Regions from separate parts of the Homo sapiens genome. Here regions 2, 3 and 4 are each linked to region 1. A link is a contact called in ENCODE Hi-C or POLR2A ChIA-PET data. All regions are on one chromosome and are shown on one strand. The core of a region is the stretch at or near the end of the contact, and the rest is flanking DNA. Distances in the headings are between cores, read along the strand shown.

Region 1 (5,127 bases), core at 1-2,500:
ACGTACTCAATAAATTAGTTCATCCCTCATCCCTAGAGTTTCTTGGCTATATAATCTTCCGATCCCTCATATGCAAGCAAAACACCCATTAAAAATAGTTGGTAGTGTACTTAGGACTATTTAAAAATAGTTTCATTAAAAAACAAATGTGGCAGAGAATGGTGGCTCATGCCTGTAATCCCAGCACTTGGGGAGGCCAAGATGGGAGGATTGCTTGAAGCCAGGAGTTTGAGACCAGCCTGGGTGACATAGACCCCATTCTACAAAAAAATAAAAATAAAAAAATTAGTTGGGTGTGTGATATGTGCCTGTAGTCCCAGCTACCTGGGAGGCTGAAGCAGGAGGATTGCCTGAGCCCAGGAGTTCGAGGCTGCAGCAATCTATGATCACACTGCTGTACTCCAGTCTTGGCGACAGAGCAAGACCTTGTCTTAAAAACACATGTGTGCGCACACACACACACACATACACACACACACACACCACACTCCAAATGTTATATATCAGGGAGATGTTGGCTTTTCATAGTTTTATAATTAATTGGTTTGTGTGTTCACTTTTTAAAACTAGGTCAATAACTTTATCTTCCTGCTTTTTCCTCACAGCCCTGCCAAGCCCAAACATGTGGAACTAAATCTTAAAACCCCTAAGAATCTTGACAGTTTGGGAAATGAGCACAATCCATTTAGCCAGCCAGTTCACAAAGGCAACACTGCCACCAAAATCTCCTTATTTGAAAACAAACGGACAAACAGTAGCCCAAGACACACTGACATTCGAGGCCAAAGGAATACTCCTGCCTCTAGTAAAACGTTTGTTGGGAGGGCAAAGCTGAATTTAGCCAAAAAAGCCAAAGAAATGGAGCAACCTGAAAAGAAAGTAATGCCAAACAGTCCCCAGAATGGTGTGCTGGTTAAGGAAACTGCTATAGAAACCAAAGTTACCGTCTCGGAAGAAGAGATTCTGCCAGCAACCAGAGGAATGAATGGAGACTCTTCTGAGAATCAAGCTCTTGGTCCTCAGCCTAACCAAGATGATAAAGCAGATGTACAAACAGATGCTGGCTGCCTTTCAGAACCAGTGGCTTCTGCTCTGATTCCTGTCAAGGATCATAAGCTCTTAGAGAAGGAGGACTCAGAGGCTGCAGACAGCAAAAGCCTTGTACTTGAAAATGTAACCGATACAGCACAAGACATCCCCACCACTGTGGATACCAAAGATTTACCTCCAACGGCCATGCCAAAGCCACAGCATACATTTTCTGACTCACAGTCCCCTGCTGAGTCATCTCCTGGGCCTTCTCTTTCACTGTCTGCACCCGCTCCTGGGGATGTTCCCAAAGACACATGTGTTCAATCACCCATAAGCAGTTTCCCATGCACTGATCTAAAAGTGTCAGAAAACCATAAAGGATGTGTTTTGCCTGTGTCTCGTCAGAACAATGAGAAAATGCCACTTTTAGAACTTGGAGGAGAAACAACCCCTCCTTTGTCCACAGAGCGTAGTCCAGAAGCTGTGGGAAGTGAGTGTCCATCCAGAGTCCTCGTCCAGGTCAGGTCCTTCGTGCTCCCCGTGGAGAGCACCCAGGATGTGAGCTCCCAGGTCATCCCAGAGAGCTCTGAAGTTAGAGAAGTGCAGTTGCCAACTTGTCACAGTAATGAACCTGAAGTGGTTTCCGTTGCAAGTTGTGCTCCCCCACAAGAGGAAGTACTGGGCAATGAACACTCTCATTGCACAGCAGAGCTCGCGGCAAAATCTGGCCCACAAGTCATACCGCCAGCATCAGAGAAAACTCTGCCTATTCAGGCTCAAAGTCAGGGCAGCAGAACACCCCTGATGGCTGAATCCAGTCCCACCAACTCTCCCAGCAGCGGAAATCACTTAGCCACTCCTCAAAGGCCAGATCAGACTGTTACAAATGGCCAGGATAGCCCTGCCAGCCTTTTGAACATTTCTGCTGGTAGTGATGATAGTGTATTTGATTCTTCTTCTGATATGGAAAAATTCACTGAAATTATAAAACAGATGGATAGCGCAGTTTGTATGCCCATGAAAAGAAAGAAGGCCAGGATGCCAAACTCTCCTGCTCCTCACTTTGCCATGCCTCCTATTCACGAAGACCATTTAGAAAAGGTGTTTGATCCCAAAGTGTTTACCTTTGGTTTGGGGAAGAAGAAGGAAAGTCAGCCAGAAATGTCACCGGCTTTACATTTGATGCAGAACCTTGACACAAAATCCAAACTGAGACCCAAACGTGCATCTGCTGAACAGAGCGTCCTCTTCAAGTCCCTGCACACCAACACTAATGGGAACAGTGAGCCTCTGGTGATGCCGGAAATCAATGACAAAGAGAACAGGGACGTCACAAATGGTGGCATTAAGAGATCGAGACTAGAAAAAAGTGCACTTTTCTCAAGCTTGTTATCTTCTTTACCACAAGACAAAATCTTTTCTCCTTCTGTGACATCAGTCAACACTATGACCACGGCTTTCAGTACTTCTCAGAACGGTTCCCTATCTCAGTCTTCAGTGTCACAGCCCACGACTGAGGGTGCCCCGCCCTGTGGTTTGAACAAAGAACAGTCAAATCTTCTGCCCGACAACTCCTTAAAGGTCTTCAATTTCAACTCGTCAAGTACATCACACTCCAGTTTGAAAAGTCCAAGCCACATGGAAAAATACCCGCAAAAAGAGAAAACCAAAGAAGATCTGGATTCACGAAGCAACCTACACTTGCCAGAAACTAAATTTTCTGAATTGTCAAAACTGAAGAATGATGATATGGAAAAGGCTAATCATATTGAAAGTGTTATTAAATCAAACTTGCCAAACTGTGCAAACAGTGACACCGACTTCATGGGTCTTTTCAAATCAAGCCGGTATGACCCAAGCATTTCTTTTTCTGGAATGTCATTATCAGACACAATGGTAAGTAGCAATGTGTTATTATTTATTTGGGGTATTTTTAAAGCAAGGGAAGAGAAGGATGATGAGCAACTCATGTTATTCTTTTAGAAATGGTTAAGCTTATGTGCTATAGTTTTTATTCATTCATCACATATTTGAAAACCTGCAATGTACAAGGGACCGTTAGAGTGCAAGAAAAAAATGTACTAAGAGTCTTCACTGAAGGCATCTGTAGTCTTGCAGGGAGATAAAGCTACAAATGCTCTAAGGCACATGATCTTTTTTTTTTTTTTTTTTTTTTTTTGAGACAGAGTCTCGCTCTGTCGCCCAGGCTGGAGTGCAGTGGTGCAATCTCAGCTCACTGCAACCTCCACCTCCTGGGTTCAAGCGATTCTTCTGCCTCGGCTTCCCTAGTAGCAGGGAATGCAGGCGCGTGCCACCACGCCTGGCTAATTTTTGTATTTTTAGTAAAGACTGAAAATACAAATACGGGGGTTTTACCATATTGGCTGGGCTGGTCTCGAACTCCTGACCTCGTGATCCATCTGCCTCGGCCTCCCAGAGTGTTGCGATTACAGGTGTGAGCCATCCTGACTGGCTGGCAATAAATCTTTTAAGGCACATGTGAATTTATATGTTGTATTATGAAAGGTATAGGTAAGCTTTTAGAGTTCAGAGACAGATGAGTTGCTTTTTCTTACCTATTCTATGTAAAAATGCTCAGTGCTATACTTAGAATTTTGAAGATTTGTGAAGGAGCTTCCTCTATTTGGGAAGTCCCCAGCCAGGGAAACTTTTTCTTAATCCTTCTCTCTGTGAGATTCACTCTTTGTTCCCATAAGTAGCAATAGGTGTTTATCCTATGCAATTGAGACAGTATTTTGTCTTTATTGGGAATTAGTTTTCATTAGGGAAATATTTTTTTTACCCTGCAAAGCTGTGGGGAATAAAGAATTTTGGTTTTCATTGGATCTTTTCTTAAATATTAGAGAGAAGACAGCAAAACATGATTTTGGGGAATAATTTTGATTTCTGCATCTTCTTTTATCTCACTTCAGAAGATGTTTACTTTACTCGGTTTTTGATGTGAATTGCGCCTTTTTGTTACCAAGCTTATTTAAGGTGAGAAAGGACTATGAGAGAGGAAGGTGGAATATATGTTTAGTGATCAGCTCTGCCAGGCTAGAAACCTGAGTAGGGTTTGTATTCTGGTGGTCCATCCTGTGAACCCGGCTGTCTGGCAAGTGTGGACCTCAATCCAACACAGTTTATCTAGGCAGAAAATACCTTGCACCTTTCCTCGTCTGTACAGGGTACTGCAGCATGGTTCAATGTATTGTATTGGCTTTTACTACAATCCTGTCAGAGAATGTGATGTTGCAAGCTCTTTCAAAATATATGGTTGGGTTTCCAGCAGAGGTGCAGATCCCTTTTTCATGTGATTTCATAAACTTTCATAAAGTTTGGGTTTCAGATGTTTGGTGTTAGGACCCTTTATGTTTAAAAATGATTGAGAACCCCAACGAGCTTTTGTTTGTATGGGTTCTGCCTATCAGAATTTATTATATTATAAATAATTGCTGAGAAAATTGTAAAACACCAGAAAGTAGAAGTGCACACTGCACCAGTGCTCAGAGCAACGATGTCATCACACATCATGGAGCCTTGTACTCCGCTGGACATTTGAGACAGAGATGAAAAAGGCAGGTGACCTCTTCTTATTATGAAAATAGTTTTGACCCCATGGACTACCTGAAAGTATCTTGGAGACCCCCGCAGTGGCCTCTGAACCACATTTTGAGAACCACTGCTATAAACAAATAAGACTGAATCAGCCTATGGTACTCAGAAATCATAAAATTCTAACTATTTCTATTAATAGTTATATAATAGAAATATTAACTATTTCTCTCAAGCACAAAATTTCCACTGGTCCACTTCCCATTCATTACTACTTTGTTCTTTTTAATTGTTCTTAGATCGCTTTCCTTATTTAACTACAGTCTGACAAAGTTGATAACAGAATATACAGTTTCCCTATGAAAATCAAGTCAAATGACATAAAAAGGAAAAATAAAATCTTTATACTTTTTCTAGGCCTTTTTATGATTAAAAAATATGGTCTTTCTTTAGGTCCTGGGCTTTTATTGATTGTATATTCAATCATGAAGGTTTTACCTGAATTTTGTTTTAAATTTTAGGCTTTTTCTTCAGTTTATC
Region 2 (5,127 bases), core at 1,589-4,088, 1.7 Mb before region 1:
TCTCAGAGTTTCCATTCAGCTCTTAAAATGTAAGCACAAATGTGGATTTGTATCAGTAGGAATGTTATATATATATTTACATATATATATTTATTTACATATATATTTACATATATATTTACATATATATATATATATTCCTATATGTATGATATACTTTAAAGAGCCAAGCTCAGAGAATTCAAAGACTCATCAGAGCTTAGAGACAAAGATAAATTAAATTCAAGGAACAAAATGAACATTATAATCAAAGAAAAGCAAATGCAAACGATGCCATTTTTGCCTATGTGGAAAAGTTTTACTTTTACTAATAATACTCTAGTTTCTGGGCACTCTCGGACTGCTGGTGGAACTTTCCAAGGAGTAAGTTGAGAAACTGATATGTTGAGCCTTAGAAATGTATTGTAGATATTCTTCTTGTAAGAATTAACCCTAAGGAAGTATTTAGAGGCAGACTATGTCTTAAATACAAAGCTGTTTCTCATAAAATCAGTTTAAAAACAGTATTTAGATTCAACATTTGTTACATGCATCCTATGAAATTCTGAAGTCATTAAGCCTATTGAAGAATACAAAAAAAAAAAAACATTTGGGGCGGGGCACGGTGGCTCACGCCTGTAATCCCCCAGCACTTTGGGAGGCCGAGGCGGGCAGATCACGAGGTCAGGCGATCGAGACCATCCTAGCTAACACGGTGAAACCCCGTCTCTACTAAAAATACAAAAAATTAGCCGGGCCTGGTGGCAGGGGCCTGTAGTCCCAACTACTGGGAAGGCTGAGGCAGGAGAATAGCGTGAACCCCGGAGGCAGAGCTTGCAGTGAGTCGAGATGGCGCCACTGCACTCCAGCCTGGGCGACAGAGTGAGACTCCGTCTCAAAAAAAAAAAAAAAAAAGGATGTTTTCTAAACACAAAATAAAAGACTATATGCAACATGATTTTAACTTGTTAGGGAGGGAAAAAGAAATAACAATGGTAACACTGTTTATAACTGGATGGTGAAATGACATATTTTTTTCTATTTTTCTTTATTTTCCAAATTTTCTACAATGAAACTATATTACTTTTAAAACCAAGTAACATTATCAAAGTCTTCTAAATCACATTTATGTAAAAAATATCGGGATTCAAACTAGACAATATAAATTATACATGTAGTCTTCATAAAGCTATACCAATAATTCGACTACGAAAAATAAGTAAGAGTAGCACTTAAGAAATGGATTCAAAGGTGGAAGTTGGAAAGAAAATATAGAAAAAGTTGAAGCTAGAATCTAGTTACCAAAATCTGAATTCTAAATAGAGACTAGAGACCATTTTTTCAAGAAGATTATCCCCAGGCCAGGCGCGGTGGCTCACATCTGTAATCCCAACACTTTGGGGGGAGCAGGGTGCGGATCACTTGAGCCCAGGAGTTCAAGACCAGCCTGGGGAACATAGTGAGACCTCATCTCTATAAAAGAAAGGAAAGAAAATTATCGCCAAAGTACCCAATCCCACATTTCTTTCATGACCGTCTGCCAAGGTCTCCTTCCCTATCCTACAAACCACCCAGCAGCAATTCAAAGAGAGTTTTGAAAAAGTAAGATAAACTACTACAATTAAGAAAAAAGCTATTCACCAGCTACAACCTCCTCCCAACCCTTCTCTCACTTGGGCATAAAGAGCCAAAAGCTTCTTAGAAGCAGCACTGCTGTCTCCCATCACCACTAAAATGTCTGAATTCCTGACGCTGCAAACAAAACTGCTTATTTTCTCTCCTTGTTATTAGCAGAGTTTTACCTGTCCTGAGGGAACCCTGGCACGCTGAACTAAAAGTCCTGATCCTCAGGGACCATGCCTTATTCCTCTTTGCAGATGCGTCCTAGTTACCAGCTAGCCCACTCAATACTAGTCTGATGAATAAATGAAGAATGAAGGCAGGCATGCATATTAAAGAAAAATATATTGTGTTTACCCATACAGTACTTTAAGAGTACCTGTTTGATGTTTGACAACCCTTTGTTTGCCTGTTATCAAAACAAGGCAGTGCCCCACATTTTAAAAAATAACAAAAATAAAAGCCCGCCTGGCCCCCCGATGCAGCTTAAAGTAAACAGTATCTTTGGATCATCTCTATCCCCAGCTACTGTTAAATGACCCGCAATTATGATGTTTTCTGACTCCGGGTCTCGGGCCTCCGGCTGGTATTCCTGCCCCTTTGCCAAGACCCCTAATCGACAGACGTTGCGAGACCTTTGTCTCGCTCCTCCCAGCAGCGGAACCCCCACCAACCCAGTTTCCTCCCGAAAACTCCCACCTGCCGGGGTGGGAGCGTCGGGCCAGGGGAGTTCGGGGCCCGGGGCCGCCTCTCAGCTCTGGAAAGTAAAAGTGGGCGTTTTCTCAGCTTTCAGTTAGTTTTTCCACCCGACCTTGACGCGGCCGGAGCTCCTGCCCCACTGGCCGCCCCCAGCCCCGCGGCCAGCCTGGCCCCGCGACCCGGCTCACCCTCGGGCAACTCCACGGTGCGCGCGCGGCGCAGCGAGCGCGTCAGGCGGTTGAGTTGCTCCATCGCTCTCTCCATCCTCGGCGCGCCCTCCGCGATCCTCCGCGATCAGCCGCCCCACCGGCGGCCTCCGCGCCCAGAGCCCTACATCTCGCCTGGGCCCGTCCAGCAGGCGGAGACGCGGGCTTGCCCCGGCTAGAGCACTGAGCTGCGAGGGCTGCCTGGGGCCACGTCCTGCGTCCGGGGGCCGGGCTGCTGCCGGACCGACCACCTACAGTACACCCGCCGCCGCCTCTGCTCGCGCCTTTCCTGCAGCCCCCGCCGCCGCGTCCCTCCCGGGCTCGCGTGGCCTTCTGGGAACTGTAGTTTCCAGCTGGCAGAACGGAGCGCCCTGGGCGGAGTCACGTTGGGGGCGCCCAGGCCACGCCAACGCGGGCGCAGGGCTGAGTATGCGGGAAGCCACGCAGCGACTGGGCGTACTCCTAAGCTTCTGGAAAGGCATTCTCACGCCCTGCTCCTCCTACCCTCCTCCAAAGTTGTACAGGAGCAGTTTCCTCCAATTCTATAACTTTACTATAAAACAGATTAGAAATTGGCACAATTGTTCTTAAATCCGTCACCACCTTTCTAGTACTGTATTAGTGCCTTTGTTTCAGGTACCCTACATGAACTGTTTTAAGTATGGTATTTTCATATGTCAAACTTAAAGAGTAATAAAATCAAACAAATCCAAAAGCATATTGTGCTTTTGTCTTCATTGTAAATAACTTGACAATAGCTTAATTAGTTGTTTTTCCTGCCGGGCGGCTTTATGAGGGCAGGGACATTTAATCTTGAACTGTGTTGTATCCCTGTACTTAACAAGGCACCTAGCACAAAGTTAAAGCTCTGGGGAAGATATGAATGATGACAACCTGAAAAAATTTTTTCATTTATTTGGTACAATGCTAAAGTGTCTATGTGATGACACAGCCTAGTGGGAAATCCAAAGGATTTGACTTTGTAAGTTACAAAAAATTTGGATACCTACATTGTGGAAGAAATGAACTCAGTGGCGAAAAATCATATTCATAAGCTCTGCACAGAAGTTGAACACTTGAAACAACAGAAGTTGGAACTTCAAAAAATTAACCCAATCAAAGGGGTAAATGTGAGCCTGGCTAACACCAATATATCTTGGATATATTACCAGTGCCAAGATGATGCTGGAGTGAGGGAGAAACAAAAGGCTTGTCTTTTTCAGCTTCTCTTCCTCAAAGAGACAAAGCTGTTCCTGAAATGAATGGGCACATGTACGTTGATGATGTATGTTGGCTGGCCAAGTGAAAGAGAGTCTCACCTGCCCATTCAGGATATGAAGGGGCAGATGGTGGTTGGCATGTGTTTTCCCTGCCAGTGCCGTCCTAAATCAGTTCCAGCTAGTGACCATTTGTGCCAGTGGTGCCACAGGCACGGGGAAGACCTCTGTAATCTTCACCTAATCAGATGATACCTAAACCAGTCTGGCAACAAGGTGGTAGAGGTCAAAGTTTCAAAAGAATACCAGAGGCTGGGCGCAGTGGCTCATGCCTGTAATCCCAGCACTTTGTGAGGCCAAGGCAGGCGGATCACTTGAGGTCAGGAGTTTGAGACCAGCCTGGCCAACATGGTAAAACCCTGTCTCTACTAAAAATATGTATATACAAAAATTAGCCGGGCGTGGTGGTGTGCCTCTGAAATCCCAGCTACTCGGGAGGCTTAGGCAGGAGAATCGCTTGAACCCGAGAGACAGAGGCTGCAGTGAGCTGAGATCCTGCCATTGCACTCCAGCCTGGGTGACAGAGCGAGACCCTGTCTCAAAAAAAAAGGAAAGGAAGAAAGAAATACCAGACGTTATGGACCAGTCTAGCCCAGGCTCAACCATTTGCAACCTGGCTTCAACTAAAAATGTTCCAGTCTTGCTTGGCCTCTTATGCTATTCAAAAAGTCAGGATTCCCACTGCTGTACAGAAGTTGGCCCCTCAGCTTCTCTCAGCTGCTGTTATCACCATTGCTCTCTAGGCTGTTGCTCCATATAAATTACCTCCAACGTCCTGTGAGGACCAAGCCTGGAGTTTGTGGGCAGGGGTAGGAGCCCCCAGCAGCCTCCATGGTGGGCATTGCATCTCATGCTGGTCACTGTTCACCACAGGAGCAGAAGATAATGGAACAGGTAATGCTGATGTGAATTGTCAGTTCCAAATTCTGCAATATGATGCCGTCTCCCAATAGCTCTGCTTCAAAATGTATAAAGCTGCAGTACTACTATCAGCTTATCACCTCCTGTCCAACAGAACTTTCTGCAATGATAGAAATATTCTATAATCTGCAATGTCCAAAATAGCATCCACTAACCAAATGGGGTTACTGGGTGCTTGAAATGTGGCTGGTGCAACTGAATTTTAAATTTGTATTAAAGTATAAGTAATGAAACTAATTAAGTTAAATAGCTGTATGTGCCTTGTGGTTACCGTATTAGACAGGGCAACTTATCACACCAAGAAGAAAGCTGCCCAGGAGAACACCAAAACAGCTAAACAGCTTCTTATAGATTATTATTAGCTAAAGAGTAGATTTTCTCACCTGTCACCAACACCAAAAACATCAAGTGGAAGTTTCAAAAGG
Region 3 (5,127 bases), core at 851-3,350, 1.1 Mb before region 1:
GTAAGGTAGCCAGAAAACCAATTTCAATGTGTATTTTTATACCTCAGAAAAACCAATTCGCTTTGTAAATGGTGTGTCGGGACCATCCCTAAGGGTCATTGTCCTAGACCAATGGTATTAACTATCAGTCTATGTTCAGAACTGGAAATAGAAATACCTCCAGGTATTTGAAGAAGAAAAGGATTTAACTCAGGGAAATAGGCCCTTTAAAAATTACTGGAAGAGCTGTAGGCACCACTGAAATTTTTGAGTTTAAGGACAAACTGCTAGTGCTTCTTCAGCAGCTTCTTCAACACCCACCCTCCTCTCCACAGCTTTGTCAGCAGAAAAAAAAAAAAAAAAGGAAAAAACCAAAACTACAGATCATCTCTACTAATGCCTGTAGACAAAAGGATAGATGATGAGAACTTGCAATGTGTTACAAGATCAAATGTTCAAGGTGTAAGGGATGAGCTCATGATAGTTGGGTTTTAGCTCCTGAGGCTGATAGGGCTGTTTTGTGTTCAGGTGATCAGGAAAAACAAACAGAGTCACTTTCTTCATTTATGAACCTGCAAACCAGAGACTCTAAGGTTTGATATAAACATTCTGCCTAGTCAGTATATAATGTTGACAAAGATGAAAAAAATGTTAAGCCAGAGATAAAACAAAAATATTTTTACCACTATAGAGAGAAACAAAGGAATAATCATTTAACCGCCATTTTCCCCTTACATTATAGGAATTTCCATACCAGCAATTTTGGTGGCCATTAAAGTGAAGTTGAGGGAACTGGATAGAAGAGAATTACCCTGACTTTACACTGGAAAGTACCCTTAGCATTGTTCTAGATGGTGACCTAGAGAGTGCCTGATTCATGCAGCTTTATGTGAGTTGAAATTGAAAGTTGGCTCTGAAATCACAAGTTTTACAAAATTCACTCAATGGAATCTTAAATGATAATAGCAAAAATTTCTCTGCATCTTTTGCATAGATGTTTCCTATAATTTTAGTGTCAAGACATATGTTCTAATAATGTTTCTTCACTGGTATCCTCTCCCCTGAAGTTTGACACTCTTGTACTTAGTTTTCCTCCTGGAGTCCCAGGCAAATAATTACTATTTTTTTTTTTTTTGGTTGGCAGACGTTATTTGAACTGCCATCCCTATTATGAGATTCAGGTGAGAACAGGCTTGGGCAGGGAGGGAAGCACATACGTGCATAAATGTGCCATATCGCCATGTTCTTGTTGCAAATCCTTTAAGTGACGGCAACGGAGCCAAGGACTGACTGGGAGGTCAGTCACACACCCTCACAATCTGGTGCACTGGCATCCGTTGTGCTCAGAGTGGTTTGTTTCTGACAGTTACGGCAGCTGGATCAACACTTATTTTTTCATAATGACTCAGATCTTCATGTTCTGTTGCTTTGGGGTAATACCTATGACAAATATTAGGATGTGATGGTGCTGGGCTAGGAAGAGTGGACGTGACAACGAGCACTCACTCTAGGACGTAGTATCTGAAGGCTTCAACTCTGAAAGTCTAGTGACTCAGCTACTCAAAATCCTACATGTCACATTTCTATAAACATCCAACATCTGCTCCTATAATATATATGAGGGGATGTCATAAAAGTTGGATTTTATGACAAAAGTTTTGTTGTCTAGAGAGTCTCTCTGATGAAACCGTGAGGCATAGTTGTGATCAGTTTTAAGAACAGATGGCATTTTTGTTGGTTGTTCACATCTGTTGAGACTTAATGATATGCTAGGCACCCCCCTATAGGTTTATGTAGGACAACTCTACGAGGTAGGCAGTATTATTATTATTATTACCATTTTATAATGGAAATGGACACACAGAAGGGTTAAGTAATTTGTCCAAGGTCAAACAGCTTCAACAGAATCATCTAAATCCCAGAAATTGGGATCAGGTTCCTCTGTGGGACTTCTGTTCATGTTACCTTCATCATTCTGGTCACTCAGCCTCAAAACGTTAGATCTTGGAGGGACCTGAGAAGTTATAGAGGAACACATTCATTGTAGGGATGAGGAAAACAAAGCTAAGAGAGCATTAAATATCTGTCCTGAGGATCTACAACTGGATTGTGGCAAAACCAAGACTAGCCAATGTTGTTTTTGTCTCTTACATCACACTCTGGCTTTTCTCTGCCCATTGTTCTTTATTGCTAATGAATCACCAGTCTTATTCACTTCCTTCTTAACTTTTCTGATCTCTGCCCCTTCCTTCCTATCCCCCAATTCAGGTTCTGGTTACTCTTTGCCTGGACAACTACAGCAGTCCTGTGGCTTCAGGACTGCCCATCTTTTTTTTTTTTTCCAAGTAGATTGAAATTGGAGCAAAAGTAATTAGTAATTATAAAATCACCTTTTAAGAAATGTTATATTTATTCCATTCAGTCATTTCTCAAATGTTGCCAAATTTCTCCTTTGTAATTGCTAATTGTTATTTTAAAAACGTCCACCTTAAACATTATTAGTGCTTAGCTCTCCCTTGTAATTAGATGCAATTATCAGAACATAGTTTATATTAACCTGGGTTTGTGTGTTGTGCTGTGTGAGCCATACTTCCTACTGACTTGTTCCTGTCCCCGATAAAAATTCCTTCCTTTATTTTCGCATAATCTTAAAATTTTTTTTAAAAAGAAAGCATGTTCATTATAGAAAAACCCAGTGCATATAAATAATTACAGAAGAAAAATCTCAAAACACTTAGACTCTTATTCATCCAAATCAAGGTTAACACATTGCTGTGTATTATTTCTCTTTTATGTGTAGATTTTTCTTTTTTAATGTGCAAATTTAGGAAAAGAACTAATATTCCTCTTTGTTAAAATGTGGATAATAATACCTCTATCACAAATTTCTTGGAAGAATAACATGAGAATATATATGAATGACATGGACAGGAGGCAGGGAAATACTGGGTAGAAGAGGGTGGTTCCTCGGCAAAGGCACCACCCTCAAGCCTGGAAACCTGTGGCCCTAAATGGGAATGGGCATTCCTGTTTTTGTGTCCAAATGTTGCCTTTTGGCCTGCCACACCCCCCCATCCTGTACCTATATAAACCCCAAACCCCAGGCTCCACAAGCAGAAGAGCAAAGGAGCAAAACAGTGGCAGAGTGGCACAGCAGAGAAGGAAAGAACAGAAAGAGCGTCTGAATGTCGAGAGGAGTTCGGCTGGGAACAGAGAGGAGATTGGTCACAGGACAGCCAAACTCCAGGGGAGGATTATCTTCCCACTCCATCCCCTTTCCAGCTCCCCATCCATCCCACTGAGAGCCACCCCCATCACTCAGTAAAATCCTCACATTCACCATTCTTCAAGTCCATGTGACCTGATTCTTTCTGGATGCTGGATAAGGAGTCGAGTACCAAGAGGGCAGAGGGCAGGGTGTAAAAGGCTGTCACCCTGACCCTCCGCTAAGCTGGTTTAACACTCAGCTGTCCGTGGATGGCAACTGCTAAAAGAATATTAATTGTAACACACCCTTAGATGCTACCATGGGGCCAGAGCCCAAAAACGCTTGCCCTGACTCCTGCACCTGCCCGTCTGCATGCTACCCCTCCCATAAGGCATTTCAGTGCATGGTGACCCGAGCAAATGAGCCACACCCTTATTGCAATTTCTCCAAGGGGATTGGGGAACTCTCCCATTCTATGAATATACTTGGCACGTAGAAATTGCCCAACATATGGTAGATATGAGCTGTTTTTATATTCAACTCTTCAAACTCCTGGAATTAGTTTTGATGTCAAGTTTGAAATAGGGATATGATTTCATTTTTCCCCCAGTGGTTAAGTAATTGCTTCACTTTTTCAAAATTAAAGTTTTAATTTAGAGATAACTGTAGATTCACATACGGTTGTAACAAATTATACAGTGAGATCCTGTGTACCCCTTACCTAGTTTCCCCCAGTGATAACATCTTGCAAAACTATAGAACGATGTGAACCAGGATGTTGACACTGGTACAGTTAAGATACAGAACATCTCTGCCCCACAAGGATCCCTCTTGTTTGCTGCCCTTTATAGTCACATCCAATTCCCTCCTGCCCCCACCCACCTTCTTAACCACTTGTAACCACTAATCTGTTCTACATTTCTATAATTTAGCCATTTCAAGAATATTATAGAAATGAATCATATAGTATATAACACTTTTGATTGTTTTTTTCTGCTTAGCATAATTATCTGGCGATTAATTCAACCTTTTGCTGTATCAACAATTCTTTCTTTTATAGATTAACTTAGAGAGAATAGGTCCATTTAGGAGAGGCCATAATGTCTCCATCAATTAGTCTTTTTAAAAGTCCCATGGAAATGTTTTGCTGTTTTCTTTATTGAGTTCTTATAAGTTTTTTAAAATTTTATTTTTATATAACATATACAAATAAATGTGTTATGGATCTACCCAACTTTTAAAATGCATGGGAAATATACTTGTTGAGCATGGTTCTCAAAAGGTCTTGGATTTAAAAAGTATCCTTTTCTCAGGTACTCTGAAAGAGTTACGTTTCAGGTACTCTGAAAGAGTTACGTTTACTGTTCCACTAGTGTTGGCTCATACTGGTTACCTATATTAAATTCCCATTTTGAGTTTCCTGATAGGCCCTGGAGTGAGACAGGGGGCATTGTGCTCTGTCTTCTTCCCATCTTGGCTTTATTTTGACTGAAGTTGAGTTACATGTTCTATTTAGTAAGAGGTAGAAATGAATGAATCTTGCTGAAAGAAAAAAAAATGTGAAGAACTAAACCCAAGGCATGACACATTTGGCTAACATCTCCTAAAGACACAATGCACTGTGGTGAGAGAAGTGTCATTTATGTTTCAGTCTCTAAATACTGTGTTTATTATAGGTTATGATTTGTGAGATTTATCTTTTTTTCTTTCAAAATCACTGTGAGTCTTTTTACTCCAAACACATAAATTAACTCTTTATGTTTCTGGCACTTGTTCACATAACCTGGTGACATATGGTCCTAACTATAGAATTTGTATTTTTATAAATACAGATATATAGAATAAAAATTACTAAGGTATAACTTATATACAGCAAAGCACAGTCATGGTAAATAATATTTTCACCACCTCCAGAAGTTCTTTTGTGTCCCTTCTCAGTC
Region 4 (5,127 bases), core at 1,329-3,828, 1.0 Mb before region 1:
TATTCATTAACTTTCACTTTGATATACATATTTTTTAAGTTTTTTTCTCTTTTCTTGCTTTTAAAAATTGGATGTGTCAAACATGCCCCGACTGCTTTAGCACTGTCTATCTGTCTGGTGAAGGAGTGCTGGAAAATTCACATTTAAACAGCATCTCCACAAGTTCTTAATGATGTGCTGAAAGGCAGCTGGCCCAAGTCCAAGTCTGGGGTTTCACTGCTCAGGAAGGTCAGTTTAGTCCTAAGGGGAAGGAAAGAAAAAAAAAAAAAAACCCAAAAGACCCAAAACCAACTATAATCTGTATATCCCGTAAAAGAAAAATTACAAATTCTGATGTAATACTTAAAATTATTATTTCTTAATTCCAAAGTAACTGCTTTTATGACCAGCAAACTCCCAATGGTTAAAATTATTAGCTCAAGACATTTTGCTTTAGTTTAGACAAAAACCTCTAAGTGGCCTACTTTCATTTTCAGTTGGTTGAACAGTTTGTGGTTATATTTGAAATACTTTTTAAAAATGGTCTTGGGTAGGGAGTCAAATTAAAAAACCAAAAAATGCCAAACCTCAGTTTTTGAAAACTGTTTTCCTGAAGACCTGTCTAATCATTCCAATAAGGACACAAAGACATCGACCAATCACATAAATTCCTTATAGTCTCAAAAGCAACAGAAGGCCCCCCCCCCCACTCCCCTCCTCCAATGCAGGCAAGTTTTACATTATTTCTTAGATTAGCTACACATCTTGTTTTTCATGAATTTTAAAAACACATTTATGCCTCTCTGAGGCAGGAAGAATGGGAGTTAACAGCTCAGAAGGAAAATCATAGTGACATTGGACCACATGCCATCTGACGAGGGGATTACTTATAGATGATGTGTGTTCTCTAGTTATCCCTCAAACTCCCCTTGGACGATTAACTGTCTGGTTGGGAGGTGAAGGCTAAGACAGACAGATTAATAAACAGCTTTTCTTCACAACCAAGTCATTTGTTGAATAAAATCTATGGGAAAGCTGATGCCATAAAAGAAGTTAGATAGCATCACCATGGCATTATCGCCCTGGTTATCCCTGAACTCTGGAGACTTAATAATCTTCAAATAAGTAGTATTTAAACAAATCCCCTTTCAAAAGAAATGAAAAACTGGAGAGTTTATTTAATAACCACCACAAACATGAAGTGGTATAAAAAACTCTGCTTTCATGATTTAATTTTGATAACAACCAAATGTGCTGAGTAAGTCTTCAAGTCCCAAAGTTCAGCATTTTTTTTTTCTATTTTCCACTGCTTAATCTATTAAGAAAAACTAACAAAAATGATTGCTGCTGCTTTTGGATCTTTGAGCGTAATTCATCTTGTTTGTTTAATGCACGGTGAAGAAAGCTGGTTAATGGAGGTTAATCAGCTTGGAACCTGCTCAAGGACAGCACGTTGAGGTTTGAGAAGGGTGCCCTATGCCATCACAGCAGTGCAAAATGCAACAAAAAACGTCTTGCAGCTCTCTGTTCAAAGAGTCATTGCATGATAAAAGAGAAGGCTACAGTCTGACTCATGATGTACTGAAATAATCTGATATCTCTGTTTGGCTTCTCTAAGAGCAGAATTTCATGGAGTCTGGGATCATTCTGAGGGGCATCCATTAAAATGTGAGTGTGAGTTTTGCTTTTTTTTTGGTCTGTGTGCAGATTTCTATACAGTTATATTCCTTATTCTTCTTTTGGGTTACAGGCCCCTTTGAGAATCTGATAAAAGCTATAAAATCCAGAAGAATGCACACACACAGAAGTTACACATCTTGTTAGGGAGCTCCACCAAGTCCCTGAAGCCTGTCTGTGAACCCCCTGTTGCACGTACAGACAAGACCTTGTCTGATTGATGAATTCATCTTGCATTTTTATAACCTTTCCAGGCTGCCTGCATTTTATTGGTGCTTTTTGGCAAGGGAGCCAAGACTCCTAAAAAAATCTACAAGCATGAGATTCCTTGAAATGGAGAGGTAACAAACAAAGAAAGGAACAAAGTTAAAAGCCCGAGAACCCCTAAGATTTCATTCCTTCAGGAAAATCTGTGTCATAAATCACTTCTCCAGGTGTCTATATTTGACTCTTAGTTGTTTGTGTGGGAGTCCTTCCCTTCACTTTGCTGCCTCCACCTGCTTTCTCCCTTCCTTCTCACCGACCCCAGCACAGGCACAGTGTTACCTGTTCTGTTCTGTTCTGCACCAGTGGGACAATGTTGCCAACTGCCTTCTCATCTAATTTGTGAAACCAGGTCTCTTTCCTCCAACATATACAATCTTGTGTCACAGGATATCTTCCTCTTTCTTTGGAAAAGATATCTTCAAGAAGATAAGTTCTGAACTCAATAAATATTTTCCTTTCTCAAACTAGTGATAGATATAGCCCATTGACTCATTTCAAATGCCAGAGATTGCACTTGTTTTCATCAGTACGAGTTTGCCCTTTATGCCTGTGAGGAGCTAAGTATAAGCCAGTTTCACACACCCCTCCCCTTTTAATTCAGCGCCTTGTCCATATCTCCACACCCCAAAATGAGCAGTGTCTGTACGATCTTACTGGCTCTTAACCTGAGGAAGAGAGACCTGTGGTCATCTCCTATTTAAATGTTTTCTCTTTAAGTGCAGTTTTCCAATATTCCACTAGTTGGGGCTCTATACAAAGGAAAGAAAAAGAAGGGGTTCCTGCAGAATTATTTACTAAGAAAACACAATATATGATACCGCTAAACTATTTTCTGAGGCCCTGGAAATAAGCGCGTTAATTTAATTTTTGTTCCTATATACCAACCATGAAGTTGTATTATATCGCTATATCAGACGTGCTTGCTTTGCTTACATTGGTTAGAGAAGTAAAACCAAGATTATCGCTTTTGATATGATTTGCAGGTAACCAGCTTACCCATTGCGTAGTTATTACAAAATATGAAATTATAAAGTGCGCAATGGAACATTTGCTACGCAAGTGGTAAGACCATCTTCTTTGTAAGATTTTTCTAGGACAGTCATCTTTTAAACCCTTGTTGTTTGATTGAAAGTCTTTCCAGTCTTGAGAATTTGATTTCTGTGTCAGCCTAGGACCAGAGTTTGGACAAGATGATCTAATATCGGTTCCCTCATGAACCGCTGGGAAACTGACTTGGTCCATGCTAACATTTGCTTCTCTCTCTCAGCTTTTACTTACTTTGTGTCAGGTTGAAAGATTACCTCGGACAGTCACAAATAATCCAAGTCTCCCAGTGCTTTGCTTACCCTTGCTTGTTGTAGGTTTGTTTATCCTGTCTTTCTCCACCTCCCCGGAGATCCTTTGGCAAATCTGATAAACAATTCCTTTTTCTTGCTCAAGGCAGAAAGTCCAATCGAATACAATGGGAGGCCAGACTTGGCTGAAATGCAGGCTGCAGGTGTTCTCAGCATTGTGGTCATCTAAACCAGATGCTGGGGGAGTTGAAGCACCTGCTTCCCTTCTCTGTGTACACTCCGGAGACTACCACTCCTGGGTAGGCTGGGCCAGAGAACCAGGCTGAAGTGAGCGACGTACATACTGCAGCATCCTTTTGACAGATAAAATGAGTTGCTCTAGAAACAATTTCTCAAAATTCCCCTTTAAGTCCTCAAACACATACAGGTTGATCTGCTATTCTCTCTCTCCCTTCCCTGATATGACACCACTATTCCTTCAACACACACACACACACATACACACACACACCTGACAACAGAGCCTGCTTCAAGCAGATACTCAGAGACTCAGAGGCAACTTTATTTTTCCCCGGATTATCTAGGAAGAAAAGACTGGCTGTGGACAAGATGGTGATGACTTTTATGGTTCCGATAACAATGAGACAGATGCCAAAAGGCTTGCATAGCCTCAAATTTTATGAACATTTCTATAGGTGTCATAAATCTCTGAACAATCCAGAGAGAACATTAAATCTTCTATCTTGAATGTTGAAGATTAATAAGAGTTCAGGGGAGAAATTGGTCCTGAGGCAAGGTGACTATGTTATAAGCAGCTGCAGAGGTTGGCTCTGGTATTTTCATTAAGATGATTCTAAGTTGTATTATTTCAGCTCTAAATGTTAATAACACATTGACAGCAGGCCTGTGCATGTGTAGCCAAACCCTTAGTTGTATACCTGCACGAGTCAAGTTCCGTCCTTCTGTTAATATTTTTTAAAATTTTTATTTAAACAAATATTTAATTGTTTTGTAGGGACAGGGTCATGCTGTGCTGCCCAGGCTGGTCTTGAACTCCTGGCCTCAAGTGATCCTCTTGTCTCAACCTCCCAAAGTGCTGGGACTACAGGCATGAGCCACCGCACCTGACTCCTGCTATGACTATTTCTATTCTGATTTCAGTGTTTCTTTTTACCGCAAATACTCTTCTGGGACAGAGATAATGCTTTGCATTGATACAGAGGGATATATTTTATCTGTATATCTTTGCCCTCTGTTCTAAAAGTCAGCTGAGAAAGTTTTTGTCTTGAGGATTGAAGCCCCGACCCTGCTCCGCTCTGGAGGTTTCCATGCAAACATAGGCAGTGAGGGCCTAGGCCCAGGCCCCTTGAAGGGGAGGTATATCCTGGACCTCAGTCCTTCCCAGCACCCCATCTCCTCCCTCCAAGGGAAACTTGTCTCTTACCTGAGCCTCTATTGATATCAGAGCTTGAGGAAGCCCTTTAAATTTGCTCCCTGTATCTCTGTAATGCACAGACACATTCTTGTTGCTACACGCCCAGACCAACTCTACATTCAAAATAATAATTTTTCAAAGGAGAGACCTGGGGTAGGTTTGTGATGTTAAAAGATAAAACTTGGACAAATTAAATTTAACAGAGTTTAATTGAGCAAAGAGCGGTATGTGAATCGGGCAGCCTCCCAAATCAGAAGAGGCTCAGAGACTCCAGTGCAACCATGTGGTGGAAGAAGATTTATGAACAGGAAAAAGAAAGTGATGTGCAGAAAACAGAAGTGAGGAACAGAAACAGCCTTATTGGTTACAGCTTGGAGTGAGCCTTATTTGAACATGGTTTGAATAGTTGGCCACCCTTGATTGGCTGAAACTTGGTGATTGTCACTAGAGTAGGTTACGGTCTGTTTACACATC

What was found. Hi-C counts contacts between places; a loop is a spot of excess contacts on that map. ChIA-PET counts read pairs that join two places held with the same protein, here RNA polymerase II (POLR2A). Pooled maps may share reads with other maps.
Region 2: a map of CD4-positive, alpha-beta T cell shows a loop between it and region 1 (7-fold over the local background). The contact joins the promoter of HACE1 here to the enhancer-like site in region 1. A Hi-C loop is called at or near these places in 2 of 168 maps with a recorded cell type or tissue (CD4-positive, alpha-beta T cell and naive thymus-derived CD4-positive, alpha-beta T cell), 1 of 37 single-sample maps with no recorded cell type and 7 of 50 pooled maps. POLR2A ChIA-PET finds 5 or more read pairs at or near these places in 2 of 52 experiments (activated CD8-positive, alpha-beta memory T cell and naive thymus-derived CD4-positive, alpha-beta T cell).
Region 3: a map with no recorded cell type shows a loop between it and region 1 (8-fold over the local background). The contact joins two enhancer-like sites. A Hi-C loop is called at or near these places in 11 of 37 single-sample maps with no recorded cell type and 3 of 50 pooled maps. POLR2A ChIA-PET finds 5 or more read pairs at or near these places in 1 of 52 experiments (GM12878).
Region 4: a map of GM12878 shows a loop between it and region 1 (8-fold over the local background). The contact joins two enhancer-like sites. A Hi-C loop is called at or near these places in 2 of 168 maps with a recorded cell type or tissue (GM12878 and upper lobe of right lung), 6 of 37 single-sample maps with no recorded cell type and 5 of 50 pooled maps. POLR2A ChIA-PET finds 5 or more read pairs at or near these places in 1 of 52 experiments (T-cell).

The regions. Positions count from the first base shown.
Region 1 is chr6:106,518,526-106,523,652 of GRCh38, forward strand. CRYBG1 (crystallin beta-gamma domain containing 1) reads left to right here. Exons shown (of 22, transcript NM_001371242.2): 4 at 606-2,928. Among named protein-coding and RNA genes, the nearest start is that of RTN4IP1, 110 kb to the right of the region's middle. RefSeq lists enhancers at 740-1,939, 1,162-1,651, 2,392-2,441. Within about 2 kb of position 1,251, at least 24 of the 41 ENCODE cell types and tissues checked have a DNase peak (open chromatin) inside an H3K27ac peak, as active enhancers do; they include CD4-positive, alpha-beta T cell, where a contact is called at or near this core.
Region 2 is chr6:104,857,081-104,862,207 of GRCh38, forward strand. HACE1 (HECT domain and ankyrin repeat containing E3 ubiquitin protein ligase 1) reads right to left here and starts at 2,839. Exons shown (of 24, transcript NM_020771.4): 1 at 2,487-2,839. The coding sequence starts at 2,562. It also overlaps the pseudogene LOC100422315. RefSeq lists a silencer at 2,268-2,897 and enhancers at 2,520-3,019, 2,634-2,928.
Region 3 is chr6:105,457,916-105,463,042 of GRCh38, forward strand. The region is part of intron 1 of LOC105377921 (a long non-coding RNA gene); the gene reads left to right. Among named protein-coding and RNA genes, the nearest start is that of PREP, 57 kb to the left of the region's middle. RefSeq lists enhancers at 1,292-1,561, 1,572-1,631. Within about 2 kb of position 2,101, at least 5 of the 41 ENCODE cell types and tissues checked have a DNase peak (open chromatin) inside an H3K27ac peak, as active enhancers do.
Region 4 is chr6:105,482,218-105,487,344 of GRCh38, forward strand. No RefSeq gene overlaps it. Among named protein-coding and RNA genes, the nearest start is that of PREP, 82 kb to the left of the region's middle. Within about 2 kb of position 2,579, at least 3 of the 41 ENCODE cell types and tissues checked have a DNase peak (open chromatin) inside an H3K27ac peak, as active enhancers do.